2 separate regions of the Mus musculus genome follow, and region 1 is linked to region 2. A link is a loop called in an ENCODE intact Hi-C map of the cell type or tissue named here. Cell type or tissue: heart. All regions are shown on one strand. Links, peaks and the distances in the headings refer to the core of each region. The heading gives the core; the rest is flanking DNA. Region 1 holds the start of Plxna4os1 (plexin A4, opposite strand 1). Region 2 overlaps Plxna4 (plexin A4).

The links. Hi-C counts contacts between places; a loop is a spot of excess contacts. Peaks named below come from ENCODE experiments on the same cell type or tissue, not always from the same donor. Only the 100,000 strongest peaks of a DNase experiment are listed, where the experiment ranks them.
Region 1: a loop joins it to region 2, with 6 times the contacts of the local background. A loop is called at or near these places in 3 of 42 quality-filtered maps.

The regions. Positions count from the first base shown.
Region 1 is chr6:32,507,928-32,516,441 of GRCm38, reverse strand. The region is part of intron 2 of Plxna4 (plexin A4); the gene reads left to right. It overlaps Plxna4os1 (plexin A4, opposite strand 1), which reads right to left and starts at 5,301. Exons shown (of 2, transcript NR_040277.1): 1 at 4,997-5,301; 2 at 866-2,469. In heart, for the core only: no CTCF peak of the experiment used is centred there; DNase peaks (open chromatin) are centred at 4,241, 5,241 and 5,751; H3K27ac peaks cover 1,429 bases.
Region 2 is chr6:32,456,940-32,465,453 of GRCm38, reverse strand. All of the region lies in intron 3 of Plxna4 (plexin A4), which reads left to right. Among named protein-coding and RNA genes, the nearest start is that of Plxna4os1, 50 kb to the left of the region's middle. In heart, for the core only: no CTCF peak of the experiment used is centred there; a DNase peak (open chromatin) is centred at 4,853; H3K27ac peaks cover 1,829 bases.

The sequences.
Region 1 (8,514 bases), core at 3,809-6,308, 51 kb before region 2:
TTTGTAGCCTCTAATGGCATTTCAATGGGTCTCCATTTTGGGTCTCATTAATTTGGACTGTCACCAGCAAAGCATCTTTAGTATGAAGGCATCAGCTAGAGCTAAAATGTGTATTTCTTATAGGCACCTCATTCTGGTCTCTTGTTGGCTATGAGCAACAGGACAGCAGTGTTTGGATGGAAACGTGTGAGGTTGATGTTCTTTATATTTTGACCTGGTGGAGAAGCTTAGTAAAATGATGGAAGATTCAAGAAAGGCAGTTGCTAACATGGGAAGTCTTTTGTATTTGAGATAGACATGGGATTTCAGAGAATTATGGTTTTATTTAGCCCCTTGCATGTCTCTTAAAATGGCAAATGAGAGTAAAGGGGAGATAAAATGAGATCAACCAATTTATAAAATATCTTCTTTGCTCATAGTGCCATGGAAAAGAGGTCTTTCTTAGTTAGGTTTCTATTGCTAGGATAAAGACCACAACTAAAAGCAACTTGGGGAGGAAAGGGTTTATTTCAGCCTACAAGTCACAGTCTTTCAGGAAGGGAATTCAAGGCAAGAATCCTGGAGCCATTTATTTTGGGTGGTAGATGATATAGTCAAGAGGGTCTATGGGGATGTTATGAACTTGGGGAACTCTGAAGTGTTCCTAAGTGTAGGTGGTCAATGATAAACCATATTTGTGCTGTGCTCTCTCTCTCTCTCTCTCTCTCTCTCTCTCTCTCTCTCTCTCTCTCTCTCTGTGTGTGTGTGTGTGTGTGTGTGTGTATTGAACACTTAAACACAGGTTAGCTGGGGAAAACAGTAGAAGATAAGTATAGAGAACCCTCATACTTCTCTAGTGGAATGACAAGACTGAATCACTAATTGTGAGCAGAAATATATTTCAAATAGTTTCGGAGGTTGCCATAGTCTACAACCAAGTGTGTACATTTGTTGAGGTCCCACTTGCTGCATCACAACATGACAGGAGGATGCAGGCAAGGCAAGAGAAAGAAATAGACAGCTCATCTCATTCTTAACCCACTCCTACAATAAAAGAATTAATCCAAGCCAGGAGTGGTGGCACATGCCTTTAATCCCAGAATTTAGGAGGCAGAGAGAGGTGGATCTTTGTTAATTTAAGAGCCCAGACTGTTCTACCTAGTGAATTCTAGGACATCCAGGGCTATGAAGAGAAACCGTGTCTTGAAAAACAAAAGCAAAATAAAACAACAACAACAAATGAACCCACACACTAATCATCTCTTAACTATCTGACCTCTTCTTTTATTTTTCTATATATTCTGGGAGAGGCTATAATTGTGTAGACCCAGTGTATGTATAGGTCCCAAGGTTGATATGGGAAATCATTTTCAAACACCCTTCCACCTTACTCTTTGAGATTAGCGTCTTTCAGTAAAACACAGAGCTCAGCAATATGGCTAGTTTTGCTAGCCAGCTTGTTCAGGGGCCTTCAAGGCTGGAATCATAGGTGGGCTGCTATGTCCACCCAGTGTTTACATAGGATTCTGTAAATCCAAAATCAGGGTTCACACCTATATAACAAGTGCTTTAACCCCCGAGCTCCTCCCCAGACCTATTACCCAGGTTCTCTTGATGCTATTAAAATGCAATCAAATTTAAATCTATATTTGCATTTGGAAGGGAGAGAACTTCAACCCACAGTGCCTTCTTTAAAGATTCATTTTATATTTGAGTTCTCTGACACACTTGAATACAATGCAATACATATCTCCACCAATGCATTTACACACCCATGTGCAGACATTGCTCATGCCTGAAGATTGCATGGTAGTATAATCACCAAACAGATAGTTCTTTTGAGATCAGAGGGTTTGGGAAGTTTTCTCTGACAGTTTTCTTTAGAAAACTTACTAGAAAATTGTTCTGGGCTTGGCTTTGGGAAGCAACAGCATCTGTAGGGGTCCATTTGACTGGTATCTATCCTGTTCTCACTTCTGCCGTAATACAAAAGCCAAGTTCACCACAGAGGCCTACAGAGCAGTAGGTCCTAACACTGCACGGTATCCTTGGAGCAAACAGAGGGAGTACAGCTTGGCGAGGCAGACCAATGCCAGGACTGGGAGTAATGGAGCCAGATAACAAGCTTTTGATTTTTTTTTCTTTTGGCTTTAATTAGCTCTTTCAAGTTAGAGGAGAGTTCAGAGCTGAGAATAGGGAGGGGGAGGCCAGAAAGCGCACAGGGCTAGGGCTGTCTCCCAGCCAGGCTAAAGGAGGCCAGGCCAGCTTCTAATGCACAGTATCGGTTTCCTTTGATTTGCTTGATACCCACGTTCCTTTGCTCAGGCTCTCTGGTTACAATTCATTTGGGCTCAGCTCAGACCACACATGTCCCGGAGGGCACACAATGTCAGCATCAGCCAGACAGTCCTGCCACACTGTCCCCGGTGTCAGCTATGTTGGCATCCTGCTTTCCTGTGACCCATCTCCAGTTCTGTTGTTTCTTCCAGTCTAGAGACAGAAGGGACAAGGTGAACTCTGGAATCTTCTTTTGGCTCTGAATCTGGAGCTCCCTCAGGGTCTGTAAAGTGGGAACCGAGTCTCAGACCGTGTCTTAGTTAGAGTTTCTATTACTGAGATAAATGCCACAATCAGAGGTAAGTTGGAGAGAAAGGGGTTTATTCAAACACACAGTTCCATATCATAGTCCATCACTAAGGGAAGCCAGGGTGGAAACAAGAGCTAATTCAGAGGCCATGGAGGCGGCTTGCTCTTATGGCTTGCTCAGATGGCTTTGTGTAGCACCCAGGACCACTAGCCTAGAAGTGGTGGTAGGCCCTCCCTTATCAATCATCAACCAAGATAATGCACTACTGATGTGCTCACAAGCGAATCTTATGGAGGCTTTACTCTATTGAGAATTCTTCAATCTAGCTGTGTCAAGCTGACATAAAACTTATCATTGCAGTTGCTGTTGCTGGAGATAACCAAAGGAGGCTACAACTTAAGAGGTTGACTTTAAGGGTTTGTGTTTGGAGGGTGGGAATACCTGTGGGTTTTATTGTAGTTATAACTTGGAGAGTTTACAAAGGGGATATGACCAGAGATTTGTTTTGATTATACACTTTATTCTGATTATGAAAATTAGAATGCCTATCAGAAGATATTTATTGAGCTTATATGGCCTTTTCCATTTCCTGACACCTATATTTCTTCTCCTGAACTCAGAGCTGAGAGTGGTCTGACCCTGGGTCACTTGCCTAACTCATGAATCCAGAGCCTTCTGATTGCAACTATCAGAGAACTCAATGGTGCTTCTGCTTCTCCATGGGCGAGGAAGACTGGCTGTATTCATGTCAGAAGAGAGGCTGGGAACGGCCAGGAGTGGTCTCCTATGACTGAGTGGCTATGAGTATAGAAACATTTGCAAGTGTCAGTGCCTGGGCTGTGTTGGATATAGACACTGTGGGAGCTGGTGAGGCATCTTTAGGTGTTTGGGGATGGAAGCATCCTCCAACTTTGCTTTCTGAGCCTTTCTTTTCCTGTGTCCTGTTCATCTCTAATCCAAATGGAAAAAGGACCTAATAATGAAGGCAGTAGAACCTATACAATGCTCAGAAGATCTCATTGAGAGCCTAGGCATAAGAGAGCTAGAAAGATATGGCTGGGGTCTTAGGTTGTGCTGGGACTCAAGGAGTCTAACCTGAGGCCAATTTGTTAGGAAGGCATCTAGGAGGGTTAACCAATTTGATTTAATTTGTATTTCTGTAGCTTCTCACCACTGATCCTGGCTCTGGCCCCCTTTGTAGCCTACTTCAAAGGGTCTCTGCAAATCTCTGCTTATAGAGCACACACCTCTAAGGCTATGGGACCGAGAATCTACCTTTTCTGTCTTATGCTAGGACTCTGTGATGGCCAGCCTTTCCCACAGAAACTTGACAGTTCTAATATGAAATAGACAGCCCACTTTGGGGAGGACATTGTTGCGAGCTAAGGGTCTGTGTCCTTCATGAGTCTAGGGGTTGTCCTAGACGTGGCTCCCTACATTCTTCTCCCTCTTTAGTTTGCTGAGTTCCCTTATAGAGCCCTAGCCTCTGGCTCCAAGTAAGTCAAGGAGTAGAGAAAACATCTTAAATCCTGGGAATGTTTTAGGCAACTAGGCAACAGACTGGCCAAGATCAAGGAAAGACCTCAGTCTCCAGGAATGTGAAAGGGAAGTGGATCACTACACCCTGTAGATGGGACAAAGGTTGTAGTCAAGGGAGTGTCTATCACTCCATTTCCTGAAGTCTGAGTTTGAAACCAGCTGAGAAGCACCCGGCAGGACCAGTCTAGGGCTGATAGTGGGAAGCAGACACAGAGTGGATACAGACCACTTCCTCTTCTCTGTGAGTTTTGACCTCAGAGTGACCTTCTGCTAGGAAAAAAAAAAACCCAAAACCAAAAAACCCAAACCCAACCCAACCCAACCCAACCCAAACCAAACAAACAACAAACAAGTGGGTCCATGGGGCAGGGACTCTTACTTTGAATCATCACCAGTCACCTATCAGGCCCTCATACTGGGGGTAGACGGTGAGGACCACCACAGCTTTGCATAGCCCTGCCCTGCCAGTGTGCAATGTGCTTCATGCCCCTCTTTCATTGTTCCCAGAGTCCTACAGAGCAACAGAATAGTCAGGCTCCAATCCCCAAGGGCATAGAGGGACAGAGAGTCAAGCACTGAGGTTAGTATTATGTAATTAATGCTAAGTATGTTCTACAGTCTAGAGCATACTGTGTGTCTGAATCTCAAGCCCACTACTTCTCCCATAGCATGTCTCAGTGCAAGGCCAGTAGAACTTGTCTGGGTTGGCAAGGTTCCTGTGCAAGGACCATCTAGGAATGTGTGGTCCTAGACACTGAGTATTGGGTACAAATGGGACTCTCCAAGTTAATGCAGTCTGCAAACTTCTCCCAAGATTCCAGAGGCCTTTCTGGAAGAACTATGGCTGGGCCAAGCTCCCATATGACTTGAAGGTTTACCCACTGGCCTTACCAGTTCCATGGGGGTCCCAGAGGTACAAGAACAAGCTTCATTTTCACTTTCTGCCCAACAGCATACACCGTTGATATGAAGGAGGACTCCATCCCTACATGCTGTGTGATTCAACTGATTCCCAGACACAGCAGGTAGTCCTAGGAAGTAGGCAGGGTTATCCCCTTGCACTCATGCTGGCCTTGTGTCCCAGCATAGCTGGTCACTCAGGTTTGCCTGGCGCCTGAGATCCTGAACCCCGTGAAAACGAGCATCCGGAATAGCCAGGCAGCTGTCCCAGGCCAGCCTCAGCCGGTCTGCTTGTGCTGTTTTCGTTTCTCTGTCAGCAGGAAGCTGGACTCTGACTACATGGGTTTGTTTCCTGTTATGGTGAGAGGCAAGGGTTCCTCTCTTTGCTTGGCACTCACACTCCCTTGGTCCAGGAACTCCTCCTCTTCCACACCCTGCCCCCCTTCTCATTCCAACCAATCTTGTCAACACTACAAACCACTAAACAAGTTCGTGAAATAGGTACACATTGCAAGCCCTCACTCCTTGTAAGCCCTTTGAGTACACAATTTCCTTATTTAAACTTCAAATGCCAGTGGTAAGGCAACCCCAAGACAGAAGTTCCCTCCCTGCCCACCCCCATGTCTCCCCACAATGTAGCTCCAGTACTAGGCATCCAGGTCTAAAGGCATTCTTGGTCAGGAGGAATTGCAGTAGAAGTCCCATCTGGATCTTTTGAGGTCATGTGATGATGGCCAAGTCCTGGGGGATGAGCTAGATCTGGTGGGAGGAAGTCCAAGGTTGGCGTATGGTGTTCTCCCAAGATGCCACTTGGGAGGCCAGCAGGTCAGTGTGTGTGTGTGTATTGGGGGGGGGGGACCCAAGAATCACACAAATTTTAAAACAGACACATTCAAGAGACTCAGTCTATAAGTTTCTGAGCTATGACTTAAGGACATGGATCCTCACCCTGCTGAGACATTACTTTGCAGGTTCGGCACAATGTCATGCACACTGGTAAATATGCCCGCATGTGCACACAACTTCCGTGTGTCCATCTCCCCTCTTGTTGCTTCTCCTTGTCTTGCTCTAAACCACTATCTTCATGTTTCATCACCTCTGTTTTATCTTTGTGGCTTCTTTCCTCTCCTGCTCACACAGGACCCTCAGCCATGAACACGGTGATATTTCTCTCTCATACGTATACAAGTGTGTATGTGTATTTGTACACATGAGACTCATTCAGTGGGCATAGCACAGACTGAAATGGGATGTTGGACATCTTATCCATCAACACATGAATGTACCTCACCAATCACCCCAGATGTAGAGTTCCCTTTAATTCATTTCATCTACACAGGGTGGTATCTTGGCAAGGATGCTGGCCAGGGAGTCCTGACCTTTGGGCCTCAGCCAGCACCTGCTCATGAACTATCAAAAGGCCAGTAAACAGTTCCCCTTCTGCTCTAATTTTATGCTAAGGAAGGAGTTGGTGAGACAGTATATATTCCATAAAAAGCAAAAAAGAAACACACCGATGTTATTAGAAAGTAAGGGAAGGCCCTTAGAACCCCTTGATGAATGCAAATGATCCCAACCCCACCCTGCACCCCCACTTCTGGTTATACTGTCCCCGTGGTTTATTGATGGATTTACACCATCATTATCTTCTTTGGAGAGGTTTGGACTGTATATAACTGAGGTTGCATTCGGTGTCTTAGTCCCTAGGATGTGCTTGTTTGCTGGCCTGTCTTCCTTTCTCTATGCACACGTGATGGGGGCTCAGACACTGTGCCAGGAAAAGACATCTTTTAAGCTACACTCTTTGCTTTGCCTCTCCAGTGTCCTTTAATTTTGTAAGGCTGAAGGGAATGATCACACATCCACACACTGGCAACTGCTCTCATTTCGTTAACAAAGTTAGAGAAGGAAGAGACAACCAAGGGCACTTTCCTCATTCTATCTGTCCATTTAGGTCCTTCTCCCTAGTGAGTCTGGCCCCCTATGCTGTCCACAGACACACATCGGCATCCCTGAGAGCAAAGAAAACCAGTATCGTTCTCCGTGTCATTACTATGTCTCTGTCAGTGTTCCAAAATATAATGGGATCTGTTCTCCTGATTTATCCTGCATGCAGGCGACATTACCCAGACACACAGGCCGGAGGAGCAAGAGAGGAAGATACACGGCAACATGAGTGGAGCTAATAAAATTTATCCCCACTAACAAGGGAATGACCTACCCCATAATTCAGCCTGGTGAGCAGGGCCACTGCTTCCCTGTACCCGCCAGGAAACACACAAACTTAATCATCGTGGCAATCCTCACCTCAATTATAGTTCGAATGGTGGCTGTGGCTGCCTGCCTTAAACTCTGGGAGGGGGAGCAAGAGCTGGGATGGATGGGTGGTTTTGTATGGGATTTATCTGCCCCTGACAGGCAGCTGCTAGGGGCGGGTAAAGCTAAGGTCTAGAAGGGGATGGAAGCTTCCTGGTGGAGTTTGGCTGGTACTGCCCACAAGGCTGAGAAACTTCTCTGGGAGTCCCCAGGGGTCCGGTCGTTGGGGGGGGGGGGAGAGGCCACTAGATTTGCTCCCAGCCTAGTTGCCACCTGCAGAGATCTGACTCTCTTGCCAAGCTGGTTCATAGCTGTGGCCTGTGCAGACCTCCATTGTGCCATTCCCTGGCTACTTATTAGAGGGAGGAACTTGGGGTCCTCAGCAGCTGGGCTAATGAGGAGAAGGTCATGGGTCCAGCCCCCAGGTTCCTGACTGAGCTGCTCTCTGGTGGTGCTGCTCAGCAACCCTTTGGAGGGGACATGGCAAACACTTGATGTTGGCTATGGCCTGGCTTGCAGAAAGCATGTCAGGGTTACTGCCCCTCTCTTGGGAATATATTAGAAATTAGTAGTCATGCTACCCTATTAGAAGACTAGCTTGTTATCATGACTATCAAAAGACTCCTCGGATGCCCGATGACATTGGGCCACAGTTTGGTACCCAAAGATACCGAGGTTTCAACATTAGTATAAAAAGAAACCTTTGCTTTCTTTGGTTGCCTTGGTTTGTGGCTTCCATTGCTCCATAGGTACAGAAGTAGAATAATTAAGCTTTGGAAGCTGCCCCTACTCCCCACGGAGCTTCTGGGACACAATTGGCCTTCTTCTGCCCTGATATTTAGCCCCTCCCATCCTTTATGAGATTCCTGAAAGCAGGGCTCTTGATTCTTGGGAACCTTGGCTACAATTTGTTGGGTTGTTTTTCCAGCCCCCAGACACTTTGCACTGAATCCTTTCAATAACATATTTGTCTAACTAGGTTACTGTGGCTGTGTCTTGCTGCCTCTCCCTCCATTCCTCTGTACACATTCATTTTCCCTACAGTTCCATTAAAAAAGGACACAATAAAGAATCACTCTGAGATGATGCATTAGTAACTAAGTGGATGACTACAGTCTCCCCTTTCTGTTTCTGCTCTCTGTGTTCACAGCCTGGGTTCAGGGGCAGCCTTCACCTCTAACCGTACTTCTCTG
Region 2 (8,514 bases), core at 3,801-6,300:
ATTTATTTATTTATTATTTTTAGCCTGTTACTCGAGTCCATGAGATGATAGCACCACATTCAGAGTAAGTCTCCCTCATTCAGCTAATCTTCTATGGAAATTCCCTCACAGACACACTCAGAGGTGTATCCTCGAGATAACTGTAAACGTTGTCAGACTGACAACGAAGATTAATATCACAAACTCACCCTTTGTCAATGTGACACCCAGACACATCACTTTTAATCACAACATTCCATCCCTAGTCCTTAAAGGCTCACGGACATCTCATAATTCAAAGCAAACCTGAAGCTCATTCTGAAGAGTCCTCTACAACTGAACAGTTTGAACGTTGTTCAAAATCCCCAAGTACAGAGGCTCTTCTGAAATTGAAGGCAGTCTCTTATACATGAGACAAAATAAATAAACCCTTCTTTAAGTTGCAGTTTGCCAGGTATTTGGTCATACATAGCAACAGCTGGGAAAGAAAACAATATTCATGTCCTTCTTCCCTCCCCCTGTCCTGTTTCCCTCCCCCCCCAACCCCCCACGCCCCAGCCCATCATGGGCTCAGTCTGTTAAGGGCTCCCCAGTGACTTGCTGGCTCACGGCTGAGTTGTTATCTTCTCGTCACACACTTATCTGGGCACGGTTAGAGCTCTGTAATAAAATTTGTCACCGACTTTAATCCCATCACTGTCCAGACCTGGTTGATTAGCCCCTCTGGTTGTTGTGGCTTAGCTCTACACCTCCAGCCCCGTCTCGCCCAGGAAAGACTGTGTGGCATTAGGAAACGAAGGCAGAGAAGAGGCAAGATAGGAACCCCAAACTGTCACAGTGTGGAAACACAACAACTTCATCTCCTTCCTGCCTGCTGTCAGTACTTTCTCAGGTTTATCACAGACAGGGACAGAGAGGTGAACCTTACCTTCATTCTGCTGAAATCTTACATGCTCTGACCTTCTTCTGAAATCTCCTGATGTGGGGGGAGGGGTTAATGGGCATGGGCGTTAGCCAAGCGAGGGAGCTGAGGGTCTGAGGGCTCATCTGAGTCTACTAGGAAGATGCACTACTGCCACCAAAAACTGGCTGTGGGCTTTCTGGACAGCATTTCCCTCCCTTCCACCAGGCCACATAGATTGTCCTGGCAGCCTTCTCTGCTTGCCTAACTCTCTTCACAGCTGCGCATTCCATGCAGATTTGTTGCCCAGAGAGAGCGGATGTGTAGAGAATGCAAAGTGGGGATTCTCCGAGGAGGGTGTTCACTCAGCAAACATACTGTGGGCTCCCAACAGATGTGCAGGCAGAGCATGTGTGTGTTGCCTAGGATGTGCACGTGTGCATGCCTGTGTGGGAGTACACTGGGAATTGGCATGTCTCCAGGTATGAATAGAAATAGTCCTTTGGTGTATGTAAGTGAATGTATATGTGAGTATGATACAGGCATGCGTATATACCATGTGCATATGTATGTGTATGTGTGGGGTGGGTATATATATATATATATATATATATATATATATATATATATATATGGGTGCATATGTATAGGTGCATGTATCTATGTGAGAATGGGTGTGTATGTATATGTTGTGCACATGTATAGGTATGTATGTGAGGGTAGTATTTATGTGTATGAGCATGATTTAGTTTGACACAATTCAATATGTATTGGTCTTCCCATTCTTTTTTTTATTTTATGCTTTGGGCTGCCAGCTGTCTCTCTCCAGTTCCCTAAAACCATACTTAAAGGCAGTACACCTCTGAGCCCCTGGAAAAACATATCCTCTAGAAGGAAATATTCTATCTCTACTGTGTAGGTCTCCAACCTCGGGCTTCACATACCCACTGGCACCTGTTGGAAAGGAAGCAGACAGCAAGGTGGCTGCTATGGCCCCCTAAGTACCTGCATCACAGGTACAGACAGAGTCAGATGATGCTAAAGACAGCAGGTGGCCCAGGCAAGGCAGCCTGTGATGTCTCTCAGAGAAGTCTATCACCTTGAGGCCTGGCTAAATCCATGGTCCAGCCAGAGGAAAGATGCATTGAGCTTACCCTGCAGGAGCTGTGGGCAGTGGGCTACTCTAGTGGGCAAGGAGAGGCCATATTCATCCACTCGGGTTGTTATATCAAAGAACCATGGAGTTCATGTCTGAAAGCACTGGCATGGCCACTGGGCAGACTGGAAGTCCAAGGTCAAGGTGTGAGCACCACTGGTTTCTCTTAAAGCCTCTCTTCTTGGCATGAGGATTGCTGCCTTCTCTCCATATCTACCTTCTCTGTGTGTCTGTGTCCGAAACACCTCCACTTGGAAGGATACCAGTCTTTTAATACTAGGGTCTGCCCTAATTATTTCATGTTAACTCAATTACCTCTTTAAAGGTCACTTCCAACAATAGTCATGATCTGAGATCCTGGGGGTTAGGGCTTCTGCATAAACTTGAGGCAGGCGCACAATCCCTCACCAACTCAGTTTTCTCCTCGACCCTTTTGGCATTTTTTTCTCTCCCATTTTTTTTCCCTAACCTGGGTTTTGTTAGTGCCAGCACATGTTTCTCACAGAAACCTAGCTCCTCCTAGATACATAATGAAGCAGCTTTGGCTCTGTGGCTTGCAAATAAACTTCAAAGAAAATGAAGAGATCTTGTTGCCATTTTAACACTAATAGGGTACTGAGAAGGCAGGGTGATGTAGAGCCAAGGATAGGAAGTCTGAGATGTGTCTTGGTTGGCATGTGGCCCTAAGTGACATCACCTCTCAGAATATGCTTTCTTTTGCCATCAGCAAGGTTGAGGGAGGTAATGTGTGTGGAGTTCCCGGGATATGTCCTGGCACATAGTAGGCATACTAAGCATCCTTGATTTTTCAAGGATCAACATCCTTGCTTTCTTCTGCCATCAGATAGGTTGAGTGAGGCAATGTGTGCAAAGTTCCCAAGACATGCCCTAACACATAGTAGGTACACTAAGCACCCCTGACTTCCAATTGCAGTATTGGTGACTTCTATAGTATACAGCATACAATATATGGTGAGGTTATAATAAACACATGGAGCTCAGTTGGCCACTGGATAAGCGAGTATCTGCTGTCCACACCAGGGAGCCAAGACTGGGGTTCTGTTCAGCACGTGGAAAAACCCTAATTCTATTTCCAAAGTAACCATGAACTCAGATGCAGATTCTGCTTACAGCAGACAGCATTGCCGGAGAGCAGTGAAAGTCAAGCCTAGCCTCAGCCTAACCTCAAGGATGAACTTCAAGCACCGTGGTAGGCACAAGACGGACTAGGAAGCTGGAGTTCCTGTACCTTGCAGGCTTTTTCCTTTTTCTTTTCAGGATATGAGTGAGACTCCTTCAGAGGCCTCGTCTCTTCCATATCACTAGATTTGCTAATGCAGTTCCTGAGTAAAAGGAGCTAAGGTAGGGCCTGAGTGGTCAGCATTCTAGCAAGCTCCTGGGGGTTACTGCTGGTCCAGGGACCATGTGTGGGACTCCTCCTGGACCACACTGTTCGTCCTAGCTTAGGCTTCCTGTCACCTTGTGTTTCCAGTCTCTCTGAACCTCCTGCTCTACAGTTCTGATATGAATGCTTTCCTTACATCCTTTGCTGAAATTTCTTTATCTTATACCTTCTTTGCATCTGCATCTGTGGATGAGAAGTTGTTTCTTTAGCCCATTACCCATCATTCTCCTTTTCAGTCTTCCTCATCATTTCTGAGCTCCTAGCTAAGCAGAAAAGGATAAGGCGATACCCAGCTCCCTAACTGGTGTTTGTGGTGACCCTAATTAGGAAAAAGGCAGATGCAAAAGCAGAATCATTCCCACTGCCCACCTCATCTTTGGAAGCCCCACGTGTCTCTATCCCAATATGTATCCATTCCCTAGTCCCAATTCCCTAATCACTTTGCCAGAGTAAATAATTGCTGGTGTGTGGTGACCCAAGGTCATCACCAATGGAGGAATGTAATTAGGACCTTCATTTCCGACCATCTTGGGAGCCTCCTTGCAGCTGATACTTGTTTCTCTGACCCTTGCATCGATGCTCATGTCTCCTGGCCCCTTCCCCTTCCCAGCCGAGAAAACTTGGACTGGAATAGAGTTGCTCATAGGCAGATAGCAGGTCTGCCTTTCTTTGCTTCTTTCTCTATGGGCATGATTGGTAGGACTCCATGGAGCTAGAACCTTGGCCCTCACCTGGCATGCAGTGCTCTGTGCATGTGGCTGTTCTCCAGGAACCATTTCAGGGAGGATCTGAGATTAGAAACTATCTCTACTGTGCCTTTTTAAGCATTTCCCTCTCTCCCTCCAACCCACCGTGGCTACCATTGGATTTTTCCTGTGTCAGAATATTTCACTTCCTTTCCTTCTTGCTTATATGTGCTTGGTAGAGGTGGGCATGTTTGAAGCTCCCTGTGTGGGAAAGGCCTGAAAAAACTTGAAAAGCATCGTAGAGGACGGGACACAAATGCAGGAGGCAGGTGGTTGGCCTTTCATTCCTTGCTCTTCCATCTCGCCATGCTGGTCTGATTCTTCTTGCTCAATGCACAGTGCCAGAATGCCTTGCTGTGGAAGATGATGACAGATAAACATTTTCGAGTTCTTTTGGAAATGGTCCCGTGGTCAGAGCAGGGGAGGAAAAGCATCTTCTTGCCTTCGTTCTGACTCCCATGGAGAAGCCAGATCCGAACTAAAAATAGAACAGAGAAAAGGCTGAGACCCTCTTGAGTGTCCTCCCAGTGTTCCCTTCTGGAATGGGAGGGGCTTGGTGGGGAAGGAAGTGTGATGTCATGCTTCGGTTTCTGATGCTCTGAGTTTCCTTTTAGGAAGAATGTGCACACGGAGGATAAAGGAAACAGCAGTTTGTTAATTTACGGAAGAGGGAGATCATTGGCTCTATCTCCAGGAAAGTACTTCCAACCAATAAACACACAACTTGTACAGCTCTGCCTCTGCGGTGTCTGACATGCCCAGTCTGTTCCAGGCTGCCGATGCAGTGTCAGAGCCTGGTTATGCTCGGTCACGTGAAGTCTCACTGGGCCCACAGACCAGCCACTTGCCTTCTTCTCCTAGACAGACTCTCCAAGGCAGAGACATTTTGTCACCTGCCCAGTCCACCAGGCACATCAAAGCACAGACATCAATTAAAAAAAAAAAAAAGCACATCTCCCCACCCCCACTCCCTTGTCATAAGAAAACAATGTAAGAAGCTCTAAAGATTCCACGTGGGAATAGACTTTTCTGTTTTTAAATACGCATTTTTTTTCTGTGTGTTCTTTAGCTCCTGGATTTTTCTGGGGACTGCATTCATCATCCCCGTCATCGTCTGGCTCCCAAATGCCTTCTGCGTTGCTCAGCACATGGGTTCTTGTTGGTGAAAGTGCTGATGGATACCACCATAGCTGTCCATGGTAATACAGGGAACACAGGAGTGTAGGGGGTGGGAGAGAGAGAGAGAGAGAGAGAGAGAGAGAGAGAGAGAGAGAGAGAATGAATACATATGCATACAGGTGGAGAATCCAGCTAGCCCAGAGTCATTCCCCAGCCAAGGATACCTGAGGCCTCAGCTGTAGAGAGTGAGCCTGACTTGGAGAGAGCAGGGCTGGCCAGATCTAGTCTCTCCATTTCCTTTGAGACATGGTCTCCTGTGGGGTGGAAGAACCCATCTCAGGTTTTAAATGTGTACGGTAGCAAGTAGGATCTTCGAACTCATACATTCCATACCTCACAGGCTAAGATATAAAGGCAAGGTGACCTAAAAGTGTCGGTATTCTTTCTGGAGGTTTCTAAACCTTGAGTGATTGGGTGAGTTTGAAACAATTAACCTCTGCTGGTATCCTGAGTGGTGAAAACAGAGACATAGCAACTGCTCTATATAGCTGAGCCTCTGGGCCACTAACTTGCCCAGAGCACTCCAGGTCAATGTAGAATACAGATCTTACTCAAGGATATGCAAAAACTAGTCTCGAATTCCTAAGAAAGAGCTAATGAGACCCACCACGGGCAGGGGGAGCTTTTGAGGGATGGTAAGGCTTTGATTCTATAGCAGGTTGAGAAGATTCTTTTGCTTCGAGAATGCTGGAGTGTTCACCTGATTCAGGCATGGTAGGGTTCTGGTCTTGGTGCCCCACCCCTATCCCAGTTTTATTTGAACTGAATGACTGGAGATGGGGAGGAAAAGGAGACAAAGGAAATGAGAGTCATTGCTGCTGCCGAGGCAGTAATGGAATTAACGGACCCTTTGAGCTCCCCATTAACAACAGAACTCATGTTTCAGAATCATTTATGGTCTAGGCTTTCTGATGCAGCCTGAGATAACATCTGCCTCTGTGGGAAGACTTGTCTGCAGGTGGGAACATTCTCCATCCTTTGGGAACCATGTGGTATGGATTCCTAGAAAACAAGGAGAGACTGGGGCTTTGTTGTTGTCTCTCAGTTTTAGGAAGACAAACACTAAGTAATGACAGCAAGGAACAGAAAAGGCCACATAGTTCCAGAGCTACATTCCAGCCCCATACCTTTAACAACTTCCTGTGTAAGCCTGAATGCACTCAGCTTCTGTGGATAGTTTGCTGATCTGTATGTAGAGGGACCCAAATGACAGTCATCATCTTCCTGGATGGGAGAAAAATCTGAGAGATAACAAGCAGGAGTTGGTACCCAAGAGGAATGGAGAGGATGGTGTCTTATTAGAGGCAACAGCATTGTCAGAAAACTTTGCTCTGTGTCCAAGCCCTGGAGGAACTGCACCCGTGGTTCTGGATGAAGACCTTACAGAGCTTGGTAGATGTAGGCGGCTGTATGTGACAGGCAAGCCCAGTGCCCCTTCACTCCTTGGTGGGGCCAGGTTTCATCCCCTCATTTCCTTGGAGTACAGTGTCCCTGAAATGATCATCTAAGGTAGGAGGTTTTGAGCCATTGGTCTCTCCTTGCTTCTGAACCCTTTGAATGGTGGCACTTGCTTTGCTGTACTGACTTGAGTTTAGATCCTCTTAGTTAGAGTAGTCTAGCTGCACTGTCCCACATCATTAGAAACCATGCTATTATCAGCTTACTAAGAACCCAAGTCCCAAACCACATGGATTAAGAGACCAGAAAGCTAGAAAACTATAGAAAGGGACACCAGTTAATGGCACAGCAGGAATGAGGAAAGACGTGGGCATCAACTCCAGACTCAAAGATAAGGCCAAGGTTGTACCTGATGCAGGGATTATCAATGTAGTAAGCAGGCTAACTTTGACTTTGTTGCAAAAATGGTATTCAAAGTCTGATCGTTGATGATAAGTCAAGGGCTTGCTGCCCGTATAATTGAATCCAGCGTAAATTACTAACCTAAATATCTATTAATTGTTTATGTCCTCAGTACCTTACTCAGGACCCATGGAAGATTTATAAAAAAAATAGAGGCACAATCTCTACTTTTGATGAGTTCATCAGTTAGCTATGGAGAATAAACATTTGTACAAGCTGAAGAGATCCAGGGCTGGCTGTAGACAAAGGGCATACAGAATTCAATCTGCACCTGAGAGCTCTTTGCCAGCTCTTTCATCTACAATTTCTGGTTCTTGGGAAATACTAGGACCCCACTCCCATCATTCTCTCCAGCTAAGGTCTCAGAGCCCGACCAGTAGTTATTTTCTCCAGGGAAGAAGCATTACCTACGCAAAGTAGAGCTGCATTTAAGAAGAGGGTGACCTTTAGATCGAAGATTGTTCTTTCTAAAATATCAAAGAATGTGGATTCCTCAACTCACCTCCATCTTACCCATCCTTCCCGTGCCTATTTTTTGCACCTAAGCGGATACCAAAGCTGGGTATCTTCCTCATTAACAACTGGAAAATCTGGGGGAAATGTGTTCTTATGTATATAGCATAATGCAGTTTTTGTAATGTAAAAATTCTACTACAGTGAATGTAAACTATTGATTAATTTGACAACCTGATCCAGTATTCCTAAAAACCTAATAGTCCTGTGCTCCACAGGTCAGCAGGTCAGCAGGTCAGCATCCATTGGGGATGGAAGCTCAAACAGGGAAGGGTTGCCCTGGTTGGTGCCTAGATCTCCATGTACTTACCAGAATCAGAAATGGTAAGTTGGGAGAAAGGCCTCCTTGTGTGTTTAGGTTCTTGTACTTAGTAGGGAGGCCCTCCTTCTTGAGATGAGCCTTCTGGTATGATGGGTTAGAGATTATGGCCTGTCTATATACAACAGGATGTCACAGCCCTCTTACCACTAAGCCTTTCTGATCTTCCATAGACCTTTGGAACCATTTTTGGTCCAGAGTACCCTCCTCAGCCAAAGGAACCCAAGTTATGCCAAACATCAGTACTTGCGAGATCAAAACTCACAAGCTCACACCTCCCAGGAGCAGGAATTTTGTGGGGACCTCTTCCCCAACTTTTGGGCACTTTGAAGCAGGAATATAACCATCATGTATTTGGATAATAGAAATGGAGTCAACGGGCCACTGTGACTTGGCCCTTGAGATCAGGAAAAGAAGGGATTAAAAACTAACTTAGTATCTCTGGCTGTTTCCTTC